2 separate regions of the Homo sapiens genome follow, and region 1 is linked to region 2. Evidence: read pairs that join two places in POLR2A ChIA-PET (ENCODE). Cell type or tissue: HCT116. All regions are shown on one strand.

Region 1 (2,500 bases), 740 kb before region 2:
TTTCGCTTATGAAGGTGAGAAGCAGTCGAGGGAATGGTTCATTTCTCCTGGTGCTGGCTCTGAATTCTCAAACAGTTTTATTTTCTGCTCATTGTAGGGAAATAGGTCACACTCTGAGTGAAAAAGACGGTTGGTTCAAGCCAGTAACTCTTTGTTCAAGCGTTGCTTTAAAAATCACCAAGCTGAACATTGTTACGTGAAGCTTCGTCTTCTCACTGTCCAGTTCCTTCAGATGCATTATTCGACCATGGTCATATTCCCCAGAGCTGATGTAAAGACGTTTCCGTAGAAATGCATCTTGCCAGCAAACGTGTTATTACCCTTAAGAGAGCCCGCTGGCCTGGCCCACGACCCCAGCCGCCAGGATGGACGCAAATCCCTTGTATTAGCAGTTCCAACTTGAAAAGCCAACTGGGCTGATCCGACACCACCATCCAGGCGATTCCCAAAAGCCCATTTAAGGCTCTTGATTTCCCCCCACCCCCAACGTGAATCATGCCCCTTCCTCCGCATCCCCCTCCTATTTTAAATTGGGGTGACTGCTAGCTCGCTTTCAGATTTTCTCCCAGACGCGTCCTTAGCCCTCCATTTGGGGGCTGCTTTTATTGCTCCTTTGTTACCAGGCTGCCGTGTAGCTTTCCCCCCTTTTCTTTCTGGTACGCCTATTTGCCTGGTATCGGCTGGTCTCCCTGGCAACGGCCGGGGAAGATTCGGAGCACTGGGCCGGGGAGGGGGAAGAGGCGGAGCCGGCGCTGGGGGGTGACGGTGGGGGAGACGGGGGCTGGGAGTGGTGGAGGGGAGAGGGGCCGAGTGAGAGACTGGGAGACAGACTGCGAAGCAGATGGCCGCGCGAGGGGGCGGGGTGCGGGCGGGGTGCGGGCGGGGCGCGGCGGGGGGACAGTCCCAGCGTCAGGGGCGCAAGGGAGCCAATCAATTCCCGCAGCAGCTCCGGGGCAAAAAAAAAAAAAAAAAAAAAAAAAAGTGTAAACACATAGATTCCCTCCCCACGAGCGGTCTCGGTCTCTAGTTTACAGTAGAAAGATGATTTCTTTTTGATACGCAAGCGCATTCTACGGTAGCTGGAAAGCCGACAGTCCCCAGCAAGTGGCAGGCGGAGGCTCCTTGGGGGCGCTGCCGGCGGCCGCTGAGGGCTGGGCCACCCTTTCCCCAACCTCCCCCAGCGACTAGCGTCGTCCAAGCAAGGGATTTCTTCAGCTTATAGGGAAGGGGGTCCCGGCGGAGGATGGGTGAGGAAGAACGGGCTGGGAAATGGGAAACGGTTGTGGTTCTTCTTGAAAACCTGCATAATGACAGGGAAGGAAGGCCAAGAACGTGGAACTAGTAGGGAAGCAGTACAGTGCAAGTGTGGCTCGCTCCTCAGGAGTTTGGTGTTCTCACACGCAGAGTTAAAGGTTTCAAATAAAGCGCCAAAAGTGTTTATATAAATATGACTAAAGAACCCAAGAGTTCATAGTGAAAATGTAAAACCGGTGTCTGTAACCAAATCAGCAGGAAGAAACGGTCATTTATTTTTTATTTGTACTCCACTTTCACCCTGCCCTAACATATTTGCAAGATAATAATAATCGGTGTATAGGTTTCTTTTTAGAAAAAAAGCAATTTATTTAAGAGACCTGTTATTTTTCTGCAAAATGTTAGCGTTGGAAAGAATTTTAGAGACCATTCCACAAAATCTTGAGGGCCCAGTGTGCCAAACACAATAATCTAGATCTTGTTTTCATATCATTGAACAATATAAACTCAGTCTCTGACCTTCAGGGGCTTCCAATTTAGAAGATCATCTAGTGAAGTTGAACTGGAGCACCTGGCTTCCCCCTCTCAACGATGAAGAAATAGGCACCAGAGCGTTGCCAGATTTCTCAGATGGTAGAGCCACGAATAGAGCTCAGCCCCCTTGATGATTCTGAGTCCTGGCTTTTTCCACCACTGCCAGTGCTGCCATCTTCCCTTGATGGCACAGATTCACTCAGTAGGTCAGTCATTCATTCTTAAAGTATTTATTAAGGTCCTCCTAAGTGCGAGGAAAAAGGCTTTAGACATCAGCTTACACCAGGGACAAATATAGACATGGTCTTTCCTCTCATGCAGCTTACATTTGTATTATTATTTCTTAAAACTTCTTAATATGTGAAGAAAGAAAGAAAAACAAGATTAACTGTGTGCTTAAAAAACAATACAAAAGATGACAGCCACTTTGTAGATTCCAAATTAAATACGCCTTTTTCACCTGGAAGCATTCATGCATTCACAACATATGCAATCCCACTGTGCAGGCAGTGTTCTGCTCCATCCTTCATCTTAGATTTTATGCTACTTGAAATTTAATTCCACAGAAATTGATTAGCTTGCAATGTGGTGGGGAGGAAAACAGACATAGCCCCTCAGTTCACTCGGCAAGCATTTATTGAACTCCTATCATGTAGTAGGCATTTGGGATATGTCAGTGAACAAAACAGACAAGAAGTCTTTATAAAGCATA
Region 2 (2,500 bases):
ACTGATCAATGATGTTGAGCTTTTCTTTATTTGCTTGTTGGCCATGTGTGTGTCTTCTTTTCAAAAGTATCTGTCATGTTCTTTGCCCACTTTTTATTGGGGTTCCTTATAAATTTGTTTAAGTCCTTTACAGACTCTGGATATTATTTTTTTGTTGGCAGGATAGTTTGAAAATATTTTCTCCCATTCTGTGGCTTGTCTGTTTACTCTGCTGATAGTTTCTTTTGCTGTGCAGAAGCTCTTGAATTTAAGTAGGTCTCATTTGTCAGTTTTTGTTTTTGTTGCAATTACTTTTGGCATCATCGTCATGAAATCTTTGTCAGGGCCAATGTCGAGAATGATATTTCCTAAATTATCTTCCTGTGTTTTTATAGTTTTAGGTTTTCCATTCAAGTCTTTCATCCATCTAGATATGACATTTGTATATGGTATAAGGAAGGGGTCCAGCTCTAATCTTCTGTATGTGGCCAATACATATAGTACCCCGGGACTATTTATTGAATAGGGAGTCCTTCTCCCATTGCTTGTTCTTGTTTACTTTGTCAAATATCAGATGGTTGTAAGTGTATGGCTTAATTTATGGGCTCTCTATTCTTTTCTATTGATATATCTGTCTATTTTGTACCACTACCATACTGTTTTGTTTGTTGCAGCCTTGTAGTATAGTCTGACATCATATAACATGATGCCCTCCAGCTTTGTTATTTTGCTTAGAATTGCCTTGCCTATTTGAGCTCTTTTTTGGTTCCATATGAATTTTAAAATAGGTTTTCCTAATTCTGTGAAGAATGTCATTGGTAGTTTGGTAGGAATAGCATTGAATCTGTAAATTGCTTTGGGCAGTATGGCCATTAAAATGATATTGACTCTTCCTATCCATGAGCATGGAATGTTTTTCCATTGTATGTGTCATCTCTTGATTTCTTTTAAAAGTGTTTTGTAACTCTCTTTGTAGAGATCTTTCATCTCTCTGGTTAGCTGCATTCCTAAGTATTTTATTCTTTTTGTGGCTATTGTGAATGGAATTGCTTTCTTGATTTGGCTCTCAGTTTGGATGTTCTTGGTATATAGAAATGCTACTGATTTTTATGCATTGATTTTGTATCCTCAAACTGCTGAGGATATTCATCTGCTTAAGGAGCTTTTGGGTAGAGGCTATGGGATTTTCTAGGTATAGAATTGTATCATCTGTGAAGAAATAAAATTTGACTTCCTCTCTTCCCATCTGGATGCCTTTTCTTTCTTTCTCTTGCCTGATTGCTCTGTCTATAACTTCCAGTATTATGTCGGAAGTGGTGTCATTGTGGTGTAGGAGTGGTGAGAGTGGGCATTCTCATCTTGTTCTGGTTCTCAAAGGGAATGTTTCCAACTTTTGCCCACTCATTTTGATGTTAGCTGTGGGTTTGTCATAATAGCTTTTATTATTTTGAGGTATGCTCCTTTAATGCCTAGTTTGTTGAGGGTTTTTCACATGAAGGAATGTTGAATTTTATTAAAAGTCTTTTCTGCATTTATTGAGATATAATGTGGTTTTTGTTTTTAGTTCTGTTTACATAGTGAATCACATTTATTGACTTGTGTATGTTGAACCAACCTTGCATCCCAGTAATAAAGCCTCCTTGATCATGGTGGATTAGCTTTTTGATGTGCTGCTGGATATGATTTGCTCATATTTTGTGGAGGATTTTTGCATCTATGTTCATCAATAATATTGGCCTAGAGTTTTCTTTTTTGTTGTTGTTGTGCCTCTGTCAAGCTTTGGTTTCAGGACAATACTGGCCTCACAGAATGAGTTAGGAAGAACTTTTTCCCCCTCATTTTTTTTTTTTGGAATAATTTCAGTAGGAATGGTACCAGCTCTTTACGCATCTGGTAGAATTTGGCTGTGAATCCATCTGATCCTGGGCGTTTTCTGGTTGGTAGGCTTTTTATTAGTGATTCAATTTGAGGAATCATTATTGTTCTGTTCAGGGATTCAATTTCTTCCTGGTTCAACCTTGGGAAATTATATGTTTCCAGGAATCTATCCATTTCTTCTAGATTCTCTAGATTGTGTGCACGGGTGTGCATGGAGGTGTTCATAGTCTCAGAGTTTTTTTTTTATTATTTTTCTGTGGTCAGTGGTAATGTCTCCTTTGTAATTCTGAGTGTGTTTATTTGGATCCTCTCTTCTTTTTTGTTTTTAGTCTAGTTAACTGTCTATCAATTTTATTTATTTTTTCAAATAACCAACTCTTTGATCCATTGATCTTTTGTATGTTTTTTTTGCATCTCAATTTCCTTTAGTTCAGTCACGATTTTGGTTATTTTTTGTCTTCTGCTGGCTTTGTGGTTTGTTTGCTCTTTTTTCTCTAGTGCCTCAAGGTATGATGTTAGTTTGTCAATTTGACATCGTTGTAACATTTTGATGTGGGCATTTGGTGCTATATAAACTTCTCTCTTAACATTGTTTTAGCTATGTCCCAGAGATTCAGTTATAGTATATCTTTGTACTCATTAG

What was found. ChIA-PET counts read pairs that join two places held together with the same protein. Peaks named below come from ENCODE experiments on the same cell type or tissue, not always from the same donor. Only the 100,000 strongest peaks of a DNase experiment are listed, where the experiment ranks them.
Region 1: POLR2A ChIA-PET joins it to region 2 with 5 read pairs; 10 of 35 experiments call an interaction of 5 or more read pairs at or near these places.

What each region holds. Positions count from the first base shown.
Region 1 is chr6:113,853,492-113,855,991 of GRCh38, reverse strand. No RefSeq gene overlaps it. Among named protein-coding and RNA genes, the nearest start is that of MARCKS, 2.6 kb to the left of the region's middle. RefSeq lists a silencer at 683-892. In HCT116, a CTCF peak has its summit at 1,119; a DNase peak (open chromatin) is centred at 1,036; H3K4me3 peaks cover 1,513 bases.
Region 2 is chr6:113,116,000-113,118,499 of GRCh38, reverse strand. No RefSeq gene overlaps it. Among named protein-coding and RNA genes, the nearest start is that of LINC02518, 320 kb to the left of the region's middle. In HCT116, no CTCF peak of the experiment used is centred here; no DNase peak of the experiment used is centred here.